Regions from separate parts of the Mus musculus genome. Here region 2 is linked to region 1. The links are chromatin loops, found by intact Hi-C in ENCODE. Cell type or tissue: left cerebral cortex. All regions are shown on one strand.

What was found. Peaks named below come from ENCODE experiments on the same cell type or tissue, not always from the same donor. Only the 100,000 strongest peaks of a DNase experiment are listed, where the experiment ranks them.
Region 2: it touches region 1 in a loop (4-fold over the local background); 2 of 42 quality-filtered maps call a loop at or near these places.

The regions. Positions count from the first base shown.
Region 1 is chr7:43,657,007-43,665,006 of GRCm38, forward strand. It overlaps Siglece (sialic acid binding Ig-like lectin E), which reads right to left and starts at 3,155. Exons shown (of 7, transcript NM_031181.2): 1 at 2,688-3,155; 2 at 2,204-2,482; 3 at 1,967-2,014; 4 at 532-789. The coding sequence starts at 3,126. In left cerebral cortex, no CTCF peak of the experiment used is centred here; a DNase peak (open chromatin) is centred at 3,194.
Region 2 is chr7:43,711,491-43,719,490 of GRCm38, forward strand. Klk13 (kallikrein related-peptidase 13) reads left to right here and starts at 1,077. Exons shown (of 6, transcript NM_001039042.2): 1 at 1,077-1,214; 2 at 2,302-2,392. The coding sequence starts at 2,341. In left cerebral cortex, no CTCF peak of the experiment used is centred here; no DNase peak of the experiment used is centred here.

The DNA.
Region 1 (8,000 bases):
CACTGAGTCCAATGTCTGCCTGGGAAACTTGGCGAGTCTATCTCACAATAAAAATAAAAACGTGGGCTGGGGATATAGGTCAACTGTGGATGGGACCCAGGCCACCACACAGGGTTGATCTCTGAGTTGTTTCACATTTATTTTACACTGTTTTGCTTTGGTTCAGTTTGCCCTTGAATTTTATGTCCTTTCCTCCTGGCCTGCAGAAGCAAGGATCTTGTACTCAAAGCTCAGCCATCTAAGTCCCAGCCATCAAAGTCTCAGCCATCTAAGTCCCAGACCCTCCCCTCAGTTCAGGATTTGCTGTTTCTTGAAGTAACTCCTCTCCCTGACCCACACCCTCCTCACAGCAGGAGTAAGGCAGTAAGGTTTTGGATAGCCAGAACATTATAGGCCTCACAGCTCAGCAAGACTTGAGCTAAGGTTCCCCCTGCCCCCCATGAAGCTAACAAGGCTAATAGGGACACTGCCAGGATGACACAGGGGTTGACCTCCTCCTGCCTGCCTGCCTCTGGCCCACAAACCACTCACTCTGTGGAGACAGGCTCAAGGAAATGTGTTGGGAGCCCAGGGCATGTTGAGCTTGGCAGGTATACACTCCTCCGTGCTTAAGATGCACTGGAAACAGCTCCAGGAGCCCGGGCTTGGACAACTTTGATGGGCACAGGGTCAGGTTATCCCAGGACCAGCTTAGGTTCGCAGGGGGATAGCTGTCGGTGCTGCAGATGAGACGCAGTGACTGGCCCTCAGAGATAGGAAGAGATGAGCCATTCTTCAGGATTGTGGAAACTGTAGAGAAGGAGCCAGAGTCAGTGTGATGTGGCTAAGAAAAGGTACACTAGAATCCAGAGAGGGCACTGCCACAGCAGTAGGGAGCAAAGGACAGGAAAACATGGGCTTTCACTTATCGCCACAGCAAGAACCTAAACTTGCCTCATTTCCGTGTGAACTACTTGACTATAAGCCTCAAAATGAAAGAGAACATGGATCCAGGTATACACTTGGAGTTGATGATGAGAGAGAGTCCGACAAACAGAGATGGGGCCGGGGGGGGGGGCGGGGGAGGGGGAGACAGAGACAGAGAGCGACAGAAACAGAGGGACAGAAAAGAGGGATTGAGGACTGAAGGCAGTGTCTCATATAGCTCAGGCTGGCTTCAAACTCACAATGTAGCAAGGATGACCTTCAACTCCTAATCCTCCTGCTTCCATCTCCCAAGTGCAGGTGTGCACTACTGTGCCTAGCTTATGCGGTTCTGGGAATGGAACCCAGGGTTCTGTGCCTGCTGGGCAAGTAGTCTATGAGTTGAGCCACATTCCATGCATTTAGGGGTTTATCACTCAAAGACACACACTGTTGTCATAGATACAAGACCTATTCACTATTCATTGCTGGTAGCACAGGGAACTCCATGGCTTTGCTGCCCGTTGGTACTAGAAACCCATAGAATTAGATCCATGAGTTCTGGGTACTGTGGTCATAGAGACCAAAGACAATCTCTGCTACTGACATCTGGCTCCTCTCAGAACCTCAGGTAGACAAGCCCAGGCTCACAGCCTATGTGGACAGGACACTGGTCACTTATAGACTGGACACTGAGCTTCTGAAAACAGAGCACTGTATGCGTTCTGAGTGTCTAACTGTGTAGCTATGTCTCTTTGCACAAGAACTCAGAGCATAGCTACTGGGGAAATGCAGGTAGATCCATAAATGGGGAGAAGGTCCTGGACGGTGTGGCTCTGCTGTATGCTTGTCACTCTGTACCTGTGGTGGTCAAGGGGCATTGCACATCTGGGAAAGTGTGGGGTTGATATTGATCGGTGCAAACTCCTAGGAGTTTCAGGGGAGTTGATCCAGTGGTTTCCCAACAAGGAACCTCTTGTCTCCAGGGTGAGCCCAGTGTGAGGCAGAATCAGCCTTCCTGAACAGAAGAGATGCTATATCCCCCACCCAGGATGGTACCTACCTGAGTCAGCTCCTTGATAGATGGTCACAGTCAGATTCTTTGGAGCATCTAAGAGAGAATGACACAGTGAACTCATCAACCACCCTCTGTCCCCAGCAGGTGCCTAGGTGGGTATGGCAGGGGGCCGTCATCCTGACAAGCACCCTTATCAGGATTTTAGGACCTAGTGGCCAGACCCTGACCCCACCTGGGGGACCACTTTGTACTAGAAAAACAGGCATCCCAGCCCAGCCTCACATGACACGTTGAGACGGATGGTCATTCTTGTGGACACATTAGTTCCAGGCAGGGTCACCTGACAAGTGAGGTTGGTGCCATGGTCCTGAGGCTGAGGGGTGATGGTTAGCACTGAGGAACCCGTAGTGTTGGTGCTCAAAAATGACACAGAGGTACCAGTCCAGGAGAAGATGGGAGGTGCCGTCCACCCACAGTCCCAAGGCACAGAGCAGGTCAGGTTGCTGGGATGGCCAGCTTCAAGCGTCTCCGGGAGAAGAATTTGGGGGGTGTTAGTGAGGGCTGGTGAGGAAAGGGGAGAAATGGAGCATCAGGATGGGATCAGGTGCAGCTTCAGAGGAAGCCCCGGCTCTGATCCAGCTCCTCCCCTGAGCCCTGATGCTCAAACCCAGCTGCTCCCAGGACAGAGTTCTATCCCAGCCCTGCCCTGAGGCATGATCTCGTACACTGCTCCCAACCCATGGCATCTTTGCAGACCATGTCTGACCTGTTACAACCAGAGTCATCTTGTCCCACATGTAATTATACTTTGTTTTTCCACGCTCCAGGCGAAAGAAGTATAACCCCGCATCCTTCTTTCTGATCTCTCTGATGTTCAGGGAGCAGTCATTCCTCCAAGGGTCTCCGAGCAGGAAGAATCGATTCCGGGTTTCCTTCACTGCTTTACGAATTGGGTTATTTGTGGCCACGATGGAATCTTTGCGTCTGTCGGTTCCTTCCCTGTACCAGAATCCATGAACTGGGTCTGAGTCAGTCCAGTCAGTCAACCTCTTCTTGAGATAGGAGAAGTTACAGGGCACAAGGACACACAGGCCCTCCTGCACCACCACCTTCCTTTCCACATTCAGGGTGAAAACCTCTTGGGGGTTCTGACCCTCCACACCCTTTATCCCCCAGAGCAGCAGCAGCAGCAGCAACAGCAGCATGTCCAGCTAAAACTGTCTCTCCAGGCTCTGCTTTGAGGAACTAAGAGATGCAAGGCCCTGAGGAAGCCCCAGCGGAAGCAGGGGTGAGGCCAGGAAAGTGGCTGCCTCAGGAGGAAGAGCTTCAGACCCAGGCACTGTCAGGACCCTTGAGTATCAGCTACTTACCACCCAGACCTACTCCTGAGACCAAAGATGGCCTCTCCCACATTCACCAGTTCAGGGCCTGACCACCTCTCCTCCTTCTCTACTAACCTTGGCCTTTGAGTGACATTTTTTGCCCAGTGAAAATGCATTTGCTCCCTCCAGAGCCCCCAGAGCTTCCCCTGAGGCTGATGATATTGGTGGAGTTGGGGATGGTTCTAGGGCATAGGGAAGAAGGGGAACTGGGAGGTACAGGCTGGGAAGCATCCCTCCTTCCTTTAGCAGCTTGTCCTGGCTGCCCACCCTCTCTGCACAATGACCCGAGGCTTGTTCCCAAAGCTCCACTGTCCAATTAGGAGATGGATCTCAGGCCCCTCGAGTATCTCACAGCCAGAGATTCAGTAGTGGTAGCAAAGACTGAATGGCTAGTTGCTATAGAGGGGTTTATATAGACATAATGTTACTGTGCAGTGTGTAAAGATTGTCATTGTATTGTTCAAATGCTGATTTCTGTGCCCCCATATCAGGTTGCAAAACATTGCTACCCAATTATTCCCTGATTGGTCAATAAAGAAGCTGATCAGTCAATGACTGAGTCGGGGAGAAAATAGGACTGGACTTCCTCCCAGCTAGGGACAGGGAGACAGAGAAAGGAAGTGGGGGTTCACCACGAGGAGACAGTCCAGGAGACATGCAGAAAGACCTGGAGCCCAGGGAGCAGATCAGTACTAAAATGCAAGTATAACTGGGGCATAGCCGGATTAATTTAGAGGATTATAATAGACTGGTACTGCTCAATTGTTTTGCCCTTAAAGCTTGTTAAATCAATATAATAGTCCGATCTCAATTATTTAGGAGTTAGTTGGATTAAGAGTAAAACTGCAACAAACACTTTACATATTGCCACTGTCTTAGTCAGGGTTTCTATTCCTGCACAAACATCACGACCAAGAAGCAAGTTGGGGAGGAAAGGGTTTATTCGGCTTACACTTCCACACTGCTGCTCATCCCCAAAGGAAGTCAGGACTGGAACTCAAGCAGGTCAGGAAGCAGGAGCTGATGCAGGGGCCATGGAGGGATGATATTTATTGGCTTGCTTCCCCTGGCATGCTCAACTTGCTTTCTTATAGAACCCAAGACTACCATCCCAGGGATGGCACCACCCACAATGGGCCCTCCCCACTTGATCACTAATTGAGAAAATGCCCCACAGCTGGATCTCATGGAGGCACTTCCCCAACTGACGCTTCTTTCTCTGTGATAACTCCAGCCTGTGTCAAGTTGATACACAAAACCAGCCAGTACAACTAACAGGTGGAGATTAACATTCTTCCCACTAAAACCTATCAAGGGAACTGAACATATAGCTAGCTTGGTAGAGTGTTTGTTTCATATACACAGAGCTCTAGGTTCCATCTCCTGCACCACATAGGTTGTGTGTGGTAGTATGTGCCTTCCAACTTGGCACTTAGGAATAGGAGGCAAGAGGGTCAGAAGTCCAATGTCAATTTTGGTTGGTTACATAGTGAGTTTCAGCTCAGCCTTGGCTTCAGCAGACCCAGGCTCAAAACATATAAGTCAAAACAAACACAGCACAAGCCAAAATACAGCAAGGTTACAGAGGGGAGTCTCACTCACAGTAGATCAGGGGATAAGGAGGCTGAAATTTTGTACTGAAACTTGGTAGAGAGAAGATTGTCAAATGGAAGTCTAATGTAGCTGATCTAGCGAGAGAGGAGACATTTTAAAGAGATGCTGTGCCTTCCATTTGCTATCACATTTTTTGGGGGGGATAAAAGGCTCCAAAGAGTTAAACTTTCCACAGGAGTACCATGCTGAAGTAAGAGAAATGCTAAAGTCCAGATGATACCCACAGGCTGAACTCAAAACCCAGGAAGAATCCACACCGTTTTGACAAAACTTACTGGAACACCTTGTGAGCCAAACAAGGATCTGCCAAAGATGGGCTGTATCAAACCATTAGCAGGACTCCTTTGTTTGCTTGTTTTGGTTTTTTGAGACAGGGTTTCTCTGTATATCCCTGGCTGTCCTGGAACTCACTTTGTAGACCAGGCTGGCCTCGAACTCAGAAATCCACCTGCCTCTGCCTCCCGAGTGCTGGGATTAAAGGTGTGCACCACCATGGCCCGGCGTTTAGCAGGACTCTTAATCATACATACTTCTTGATCTGTAATTAAACCTAAACTTCTTATCAGGACCCTGAAGATAGACTTGAGGTCTATTAGGTCTGTTGGGGCTACTAGCGCTCAAGCATTGACCTAGAAAACTACAATAACACAGATTTAAAAAAAAAAAAAAGATTTATTTATTATATGTAAGTACACTGTAGCTGTCTTCAGATGCACCAGAAGAGGGCGTCAGATCTCATTACATTACGGATGGTTGTGAGCCACCATGTGGTTGCTGGGATTTGATCTCAGGACCTTCGGAAGAGTAGTCAGTGCTCTTAACCACTGAGCCATCTCTCCAGCCCCAGTAACACAGATTTTTAAAAGAGGTAAAAACTCTCTTCCTTATGCAAGGAAAGGTTTCTTGTTGGAGGCAAAATTCAGGGTCACTTACATTAGGCATATGCTCTACGACTGAGCCACATCCCCAGCCCCTCACTGGGGCATTCTAGGCAGGAGCTCTAAACCTGAACCACACTATCAGTGCCACTTTGGGAGGCTCTAGGAAAGGGTTCTCCTATTGAGTCATGCCCCTACCCTCTCACTGGCATTCTCTACTGCTGAGTCATGGCCACAGCCTACCAATACATATTTCTTCCCTGCTGTTGTCTCTTACTCTTGCCTGGCTCCAGAGGACCACTTGTCTATTCAGAATCTTTCCTAAGGGGTTCAAGTGAACAGAAGACATAAAGTGAGAAACACCAGCCTTGTATTGTCTCCCCTCAGGAATGGTGTCAGCAATTCCTAGAAGACTGTGTTTAACTTGTGGTGGGAGCTAGGAGGGAGTGGAGATAATCCCGAGAGGTCAAGTCTCTTTTGACTTACGTCAGTTTTCCTTGAAACATTTGAGATAGGAAAAATATACATAACACATCCGAAAAGTGACCCAGAGATATACCACAAGAGAAATGCCATCAAGAAACTTCCCATTGTGAGCCTCCTGGGTCATCCACCTACTCCTTTCCTTATTTCTACATTTGCTCCTTGTTATGCCTAGTCTTGGTTGTTAACGAAACTACATCTGGAATTAGTCAAAACCCAAGTGATTGGGCATATCTATGAGGGTTCCCCCCCCCTTAATTAAATCATTTGAGGTGGGAAGACCCACTTTTGATCTGGATCTTTTGCAGTGAGAAAATAAACCTTTAATAGAGATCTTTTGGTATGAGAAGGCCCATCCTTAATCTGTGCCACGCCTTCTCCTGCGGGAGAGCCCACGTCTTTGGCATCCTACCATATACTGAAGACCAGATGAGACATTAAGCCTCAATGACCGAACAACTACTGGGTCCTTGTCCTTTCCATTGGTAGTCATCCATTGTTGAAGTAGATGAACCATAGGCTGTATATCATTCTACTATAACCCCCACGTGTGTATATATGTGATATATATCATATTCATTTTATAAATATCCAGTTCCTTGAGAGAACCCTGATTAATACATGTGGGCTTAAGTATGTTTGTCCATCATCCTCAACTAACAATTTCTCTCTCTCTCTCTCTTCTCTCTCACTCTCTTTCTCTAGCGCCACTTTCTGAATTTTCAATTGTCAACCAACCTTTCCCCCATCTTCGCCCAAATACTCTCTTCTAGTTACTAGAAATTGCAGCAATTCAGTGGTCAGAAGGGCTGGGCCATTGCCTCTCTGGTTCTCTCTTGTCCCCATTTTGTAAAAAAGCAGTACAGGAAGAAAAGACCCTGAGAATCTGTATCTAAGAGAGGAACTTATGACACATAGCCCTTAAGAATTGAGAAGATACACATGTCTCTTCCTCATTTTCAGAAGACACCGAGTTCCAGAATGGAAGTGCTAAAGTCCCTACAACACAAATGTTAAGATCCTTTTCCCCAAGGCTATGGTGTTAAGACGTGGGTCCTTGTGGGTGGAGGGAATGTGTATGTATGTGTGTGTGTGTATGTGTGTGTGTTTGGGGTGGGGGGCAGTGCACTTGCCTGTGCACATGCATGCACATATAAAATCCCGAATTCTACTTTGGGTATATTCTTCCTCTGTCACTCTCCACCTTACTTTTTGAGCAGGTTCTGTGGTGGTCAATTTGACAAAACCTAAGATCACTTGGGAGATGGGCCTCTGCTCATGCCTGTGGGGGGCTTATCTTGATTAGATGAATTGAGGTGGGAAGATGCTTTCTCTGTGGGTGGTACCATTCCTTAGGCTGGGATCCTGGATTGTATGAAAAGGAGAAACTGAGCTGAGCACCACCAAACATTGCTCTCTGCTTCCTGATTGTGGATGCTTTGAGCTCCTGCTGTCCTGACTTCTCTCCCACAACAGTATCTTGAACTTAGAGTGTAAATAAATAGTTCTCCTATAAGTTGCTTTTGTTAGGGTATTTCATCAACAAAAACAAACAAACAAACAAGCACACACCTAAGGTAGTCCCCTCCCCACCCCACCCCCACTAGCCAGTGACTCCCTGGCATCTGCCTAGTGTTTCCCCCACACTCCAGCACTGTCAATACAGCCATGCACCCTGCCCTTGGATTTTATGTGGAGCTGGGCGTCTGAACTCAGACCCTC
Region 2 (8,000 bases), 54 kb after region 1:
CCTAGTCCTCTTCATACTTTGCATGTGAGTCAAAGTGTTGCTAAGTTGCACACTAAGGCTGGCCTCTGAACTCACTCTTCAATGCAGATCAGTCTTGAAGTTTCTATCCTCCTGGCCCAGCCTCTCCAGGTATCTAGGATGATAGAAGTGTGCTGTAACGCCCTGTGATACAAAGTGCTACTTTATAACTTTAAACTGTGGGTAGCTGGTAGCAATGCAAACACTCTTCTTTAAACTCACTAAAATGAAATTTGCTAGGTGGCAGTGCCTCTAAGCATGAGCAAAGAATTGATTTATAAATTCTTATTAGCATTGCTTATTGCCTATTCCTCTTGCTGTGAGGTTTCTCTCTCTCTCTCTCTCTCTCTCTCTCTCTCTCTCTCTCTCTCTCTCTCCCTCTCTCTCTCTCTCCTTTTCTTTTTTAAGTCCATACCGATCTCAAACTCATCAAACAGCAAAGGATGATCTTGAATTCCTGATCCTCCTGCCTCTACCCTCCTAATGCTGGGCTTACACGTGTGTACCCCGACACAGATTTGGAACTTAGGGCTTCACGCATGCTAGACAAGCACTTTACCAATTGAGCTACACCCCCAGCTCCACAACACCTTATTTTAAAAATTAATTTTTGACCACTAGGTTTGATCTCAACATTCAAATCTTGACTCCCTTGGTCTAGACTACTGAACTTGCTAATGCCCCACCTCCCATCCTGTGAACCCCATCAGCCTCTATTGTAATGATGTCATCTTTATTAGCTCCCTCTTTCCAAACATCACTGGATCCCCATCCTTGGCTGGTTTCCAAATTTTGACCCCACCTCTGTCCTTCTTAATCCCTAATCCTGCCCCGTCCACCCCCTGGGATTAACTCATGGGGCCCCACCTAGCCACAGTTCCAGAAGCCACCTACTTATTCCCTAAACACCATCCCTTCCTCCTTCCTCTTCCTCCACCCCATCCCATCCGGGCTTGCCCTCCCCTCCCCCACCTGCCCTCTCCCTCTCCACCCACCTTGCTTTGCACTCCATCAACTCTGCTCCAGAAAGGCTGCCTAGTTCAAACTACTTTCCCAGGCTCAGACTCTTCCTGACAGGAGCCCAGGGGCACTTGATACACTCTTAGGCCTGGCACCTATGGTGGCGTGTGTCTTGGGAAAGAGGTGACGAACATATGTGGTCATCACCTTAAATTTCAGAAGAAAAAAGACTGGAGGTGAGACTCCCACTGGCTGGGCTGGTTTTGATGTTGAGAGATCAGTTAGGATTGCTCCGGGGAAGAGACTGGCGTTGAGATAGGCTGGGGGGTGACCCTATGGTAAAAATGGCATTTTAGGACAGACAGCTCAGTGATGGCTATCTGGGAGCTGGGGCAGACTAAGAGTTTGCACAATGTTGAGAGCCGAGGTGAGGAAGAGTGAGGTGTCGAATGGCGAGGAGTATGGGGGCGGGAGGAGTTTGAGAAGGAAAGTGGGCTTTTCCCCTTTCTATGGCCTGGTTCTGCCACAGGAAGGTTCACAGTGGGTTCAATTTGGGCTTGGGCGGGGCCAGATCTGGGTCCCAGCTTGTCTCAGAAGCCCCGCCTCCAAGCTGAGGGCCGAGCCCAGGCTGGGGGGTGCCTGTCAACAACAAGCTGAGCCATTGGGGGTGGAGAGGGGGAGCCTGCACCGGGAAATGGTGCGCGCGCTGGGGGAGGGAGCTCAGGGGTTAAAAGCCATGGGTCAGAGCTGAACTTTCTAGGCAGCTGGCAGCTGAAGTTGGCCCCTCACTCAGGTAGGGTTTCTGGGTGGGAGAAGGGCAGAGGCCTGGGGAAGGGGTGTTGGAGGGTGACAGGAAGGAGGAGAAAGGAGGAGGGATGGGAAGTCGGGGATACAGGACAGCTGAATCAGCGTGAGGCGCAGGTGGAGACAGAAACTTGCAGAGATGCAGGGAGCCTAAGCATGCAGAAAGACTAGACGCCAGGGAGGAGACCCAGGGTCCGGGGCAGGCCCAGAGAGGGGATAATGGGGTCAGAGGCGGGGAAGGAGTGATGGGTGAGAGAATGCTCTCTGGACCCAGCTCTCAGAGTGCAGAGGAAGAAGGGGTCACCTCTATGAGGTGATGGCAGGTCCTGGACCTCAGAGGAGTGCATGCTGCACCTCCACTGGTTCCCGAGGTGTCCCACACACAGTGGGGTTGGAGAGTGCAAGATTCAAGGGTCAGGGATTTCAGAGTGAATAGAGCTGGAAAGGTCAAGATTACAAAGCACAGAATTTCAGTCTCCGGGCTTGCTTTGCAATACCCACTTCAGCCTCTCGACCCAGGCCCCGCCCACCCTGCCCACCCCCCATCCCGGAGCTATCATGTGGCCCCTAGTGGCTACCATCGCTTGCCTGACCTTGGCCTTGTCCGAAGGTAAGTACTCAGGCACAGGGGTGGAGGCAGGGAAGCCACTCAAGTCAATGGTGGGAAGGGTCAGGCCACGGGGAGGGGAAGTGGGACCCGCGCGCTCCGCCCCACGCCCACTCGAGGCCAGGGAGGACACCCTGTTAGCTTCCTCCTAGTCGTGTGTGACCTGATTTCCCAGCTGGGGTCAGCCCACCAATACCAGTGCCTTCACCTCTGATCCCAGAGATGTCCCAGCTTAGAGAAGCCCCAACTCTCTCTGACTCTCTTGGCTCTTTGCATCCGCCCTAGTCCCCCTCCCCACCCCGCCCCCAACGCACACTCAAGGCCTCCTTGAGAGCAGGAAGCTCACAAGTGCACGGGTTCAAATATTAACAAACGCTACTATGAGCAAAACTGAAGGTCCTTGCACCTACAATTATTTTTTTTTTCTGCAACACTGATTGCTCTGGATAAGAAGAGGGACTTACCTGTTGAGTGACAGAAAGGGCTCTGAAAGTCGTGGATTTTTATTTTCTTTATGGCTTTGATGTTTGCTTTTTGAGATAGTGTCTCCTGCAGACCAGGCTGGCTTCAAACTCACTATCTAACAGAGGATGGCCTTGCCTTTACCTTCCCAGCATTAAGGGAGACAAGTGTGTGCTACCAGGCTTTGTTTATGTGGTGCTGGGGATGGACCCGGTGCCTGTGTGGGTACGAGGCACACACCAGCTGAGCTACAAGCCCAGCTCCTTTTCTGCCATCCCATACACACTCTTGAGAAACCCCAGGTATGCATGCATCACTCACTTATTCTGCCAGGAACAAGCAGTAGACACTGAGCACTCTGCCTGCCTGTGGCATCCGCAGCATATCTGGGGGGAGCTGTGCAGACATTAGTGAAACAACTACCCAAATAATTAGTTAATACTTAATTGCCATTATGAGGTAAGGAGGAATCTATCAGGAGCCTAGATATGTAATGGAGGCTTTGGGAGGCCTCCCCAGGGGCTTTGTTCTGACTTAAAGGGGGAGGGTCCACAGCACCTAGCACCCTGCACCAGCCTTCACTGGGAGATGGGGTGGCTGCCCTGCTTTGGTGCCACACCCAGGTTTCACACCCTTGCCCCTCCTGGTGCCTCACCCTGGTGCCAGGAGCCCCACATGCTGCGTCTTGTGGAACCCTCCAGAGCCTGATGAGGTAGGTGTGCTGTAATTACTTCCAGGACTCAGGGACAGAAGGATCCTGCCCCAAAGACACTGCCACACCTGAGCCAGGATACTAATCCAGTTGTCCACCCGGTCCACCGTGCCCTGCTCCAGCAGGCTGTCTGCAGAACCTCTGACCTAAAGGGCTTTTAGAATTCAGCAATTTTGCTTAGTTTCCTGTTTTTCTTTATTTATATTATTTATTTACTTATTTGTGTGTGTGTATGCATGAATGTGCGGTTTATTGGCGGGAGATATAGCTTAGGGGTCTAGTGCTTTTCTAGTATGTTTGAGGTAAGGCTTTAGGATCAATCCCTAGGACTATAAATATTGTAATATATCCTTAGTACACTAATGTTCACTTGGATATTATATAATCTATGTTAATGTATATAATGTATATAATATATAATGTATGTGTATACACATATGTATATATACATGAAAACAAAACAGTCTGCTTATTTGTTGAACCACCTCAAATTGGGGATACAGGTTCCTTTTAGTTTCCCTCCTTTCTTCCTTTCCTGCCCTCTTCCCCACTTTCTTGCAGTACTGAGAATCGGTCGCAGAGACCCATGAGAACTAAGGAAGCCTGTATGACTGACCTACATTCCCGGGCCTCTTTTTACTTTTTTTCCAGATAGAGTCTCAGTAAGCTCCTCAGGTCAGCTTTGAACTTCTGTACCCTAGGCAGGTCTTAAATTTGCAATCTTCCTGTGTTAGTTTCCCAAGGAGCTGGGCTGACAAGCCTTTGCCACCAAGCTTGACTTAATTGGCTTTTTTTTTTTTTTTTTTTTTTTTTTGGAGTTCTGTAAAATTGCTACTAAAGATGGTGGCACCCCCAAAGATCGGGTAGCTGGGTAAGGATTTGCTTCCTTCTGGAACTAGAGGGAACTAGGCAGGAGTGGGGGTTTCAGTCCGACCTGTACCCTCACGACCTTTACCCTCACGACCACAGGCGCACCCAGAGTTAACAGAGACCTGGACCATAGCTTGGCCTCTGACTTTGCTGTTTCCTTTTTCATTTTTGGAGACAGGGTCTCAGGTAGGTAGGCCAGGCTTGCCCCAAACTTGCCATGTAGCCGAAGATGGCCTTGAACTCCTCATCTTCCTGTCTTTACCTCTTAATGTCACCTTTGTCTCAGTTTCGGTTCCACTGCAATGACCCTTTATTCTTGCCCTTAACTCTTAAAACCATGTGGCCTATCCCAGCATACGCAGGTGGGGAAACGGGCTGGAGGATGGGGACTTCCCTTGTAGCTAAGTGTTTGTGGGATGTTTAGGATGGAGGTTCAAAGGCTGTCCTATATCCACAGCTCCCCATCTGAGGACTCAACAAACTAAATGTTGAAAAAAAAACCCAACCTAAAGAACCATTCTTGTCAGGACTAAGCTCATGGAGCCTTGCCTCTTGGCAGTGTTCCCTGAGAAATAAGGTGTAGTAGCTGTTTACACAGCATTTGGCTTTTATTAGCTATTATAAATCATCAGGAGTGATTTAATGGGATGGAAAAATGTGTGGAGGTTATATGTAAACACAAGGATGCCCTATGTAAAGGGTTTTATGTAAAGGGTTTGAACATTCCTGGGCTGTAATATCTGTAGGGCCCTAGAACCAGTTCTCCGCAGATGCCAAGGGAGGACTGTGCTTTTTCTACTTGACAGCTTGGGAGGCTGAGGCTGGTAATTTGCATGGTAAGAAAATATCCCACTCAGGCCTAGATGCTCTGCCCCACCACCCACTGCAGTGTCTCCATTGTTGCCTCAGGTATGCTAGATTTGAGGAATGAGTCTCTGAACAAAGTGGTTGAGATGGCTGCTCTCAGTGGAGCTTCTGGTAAGCGTGAAAGGAGGGGGGGGGAAAGAGAGGAAAAAGAAGATAGGGGAACAGAGAGAAAGAGAAAGAGAGAGGGAAGAAAAGAGGAAGAAAGTGAAGAAGAGAGAAGAGAGAGGAGGGGCATGGATAGGGAAGATAGGGATGAGAAGGGAAAGAGGGAATTACCAAGCCTGAAGAGATGGCTAGCAGTAGCTTTGATGAGCATCCTTACAGAACATGTCCTGCTGGTGCCTGAGGTTCCGGGGCGGGGTGCAATCCCTTAGACTGGGGTCTCAGAAGGCTTTGAAGTGGTATACGGACTTAGATTAGACAGGGGAAAAGAACCCTATCATGTGCCTTCTGGGCTCTCCATGCATCAGCTCAAATGTCCTCTGTCTGCCTGCACTACATCATTATGTCTGACCATGTAAATGAATGAATATCTGAGACATGACTGGCATTCTCAAGGAACTGAGATTTGGATTTTATTTTAGTTGACTTCAAGGCCCACATGTGGCTAGAATTGACATATTGAAACATATAGGTATATGCTTGGCATAAAGAAGAAGTCCTAAGTAGGAGGGAACAGTGTAGTTTAAACTTTTCAAAACCTACTTTTACTACAGGTTCTTAATCGCTTTACCTTCCCTTCTAGCCCACCACCCAGCAGAGGTAGTGGAAAGAAAGGTTATTTGGATACGGGGCAAGTGGACCTGCTTAGAAATGGTTCTTTGGGGCAAAGCCCATCTGTGTTGTCAGGAAATCAGCAGTTCAGTTCACAGAAATCAGCAGTGGCACCTTGATCCACTCACAAACGATTCATGGATATACCAGTAGTCCAGTTTGGTAGTGTCCAGATCAGCAGTGGTGGCACAACTTAGCAGAAACAGCCAGGCCTCAGCTGAATTGGCACGAATCAGCAGGAGTGATTATGACCAACATGGATGCCAGGAGAAGTTCATTGCCATGCCTCTATCAATGAAGCAAAGATCAGCAAAGACGAAGACTTGAGACCCATGAAGCCTTGCAAAGCTGGCTATGCAAGAAAGCCCCGTCACTGGCTGTTTATAGTCCCTCCAAATATTATGTGTCCTCCATGGGTTTTGCCTCACCACATGTCTTGCTTCAGCACGTGAGTCTGTCTTAGCAAAACTCCATGCAAGTCTGTATCAGTTGACATCACTCTGCCAGTTGACCCAAGTCCGAGGAAGTAGCAAGAAGCCACCAGAACACCACCAGAAGTATTTTGGTGCATTTCTCTCTATGGCGTCAAACAGAGCTCAGCTATGCAGTGTAAGGCAAACCAAGACATGCATGTTGTTAGTGAAGATTCCTTCATCCTACGTCCTTTCACGTGCTTGCTTTAGCAAAACATCCTTGACCTGTGTCTGCTTCAGTGAAAACTTCCTTCTCATGTTTGCCCCAGCAAAACACCGTCTGACAGAACTGACTTTCCAAAAAAAAAAATCCCATAAGTTTCCATTTCAGAATATAAGGACAAAGAGAGGTCCAGTGTGTTGGTAGAACAGTTGCATGAGGCCAGAACAGAGTGGACCAAGAGGAGACTGGTGGACATTTAGACAAAGAAGCTTCCAAGTGACACAGTGTGTGTGTGTGTGTGTGTGTGTGTGTGTCTAGGCCAGAGGTCAACATCGCCTGTCTTTCTCTATCATTCTCCATCTTATTTTTTGAGGCAATCCCACCAGTTGAACCTGGAGCTCCCAATTTAGCTGGACTGGCTGCCACCGAACCCCAGGGATCCTCCTGCCTTCCCCCCAACACCCCCAACCCCTAACCTCCGTCTGAGATTGCAGGCTTGTGACACTGTCCTAGATTTTTACCTTGGTACTGACAGAGGAGGTGGTCCAACTCAGATGCAGCAAGCAGTTTATCAACTTAGCCCTCTCCTTAGCATTGTTGAATTTATTTTAGGGGAAGTCAAGAATTGCAACAATTCCTTGCCTGAAGATTCCTTAAGCTAAATTGGAAAGAAATATATAAAATATTTAGGACGATTTCAGCATTCAGGCAGAATTTGGTCCAAGATGGTGGCAGAGAGTTGGCACAAATTGGATATTGGAGGGTGGGAGAGATGGCTTGGTGGTTAAGAACACTGGTTGCTCTTGCAGAGGACCCAGGTTTGGCTCCCAGTGCCCACATGGTGGTTTACAACCATCTGTAATTCTAGTTCCAGTGAATCTGATACTCTCTTCTGGTCTCCTTAAGTATCAGGCATGCACATGGTATACAGACATGCATGCAGGCAAAACATTCACACATATAAAATAAATAAGTCTTAAATATTTTCAACTGAGTATTTAGGAGACAAACTAACAGAACTCTTGTTAAGTGATAAAGGGAGGAGGAGGAGGAGCAAGGATTGATGCCCAGGTTTGGGGTGAACATCAAGATGAGAAGGCCTGGAAAGAACAGTTCAGGTGAGAAAGATCATTTTGCAGACAAAAACATCAAGGTGTGTATGAGTTACTTAGGCTGATAGCAGTTGAGCCTCTAGCTACAAAGATTGAAGATGGAAATATGAATTTGAGCATGGCTACCTGAGGGTGGTCTGTAGAACTGGAAAAGCACCCGGAAAAATTGTGTTGCAAG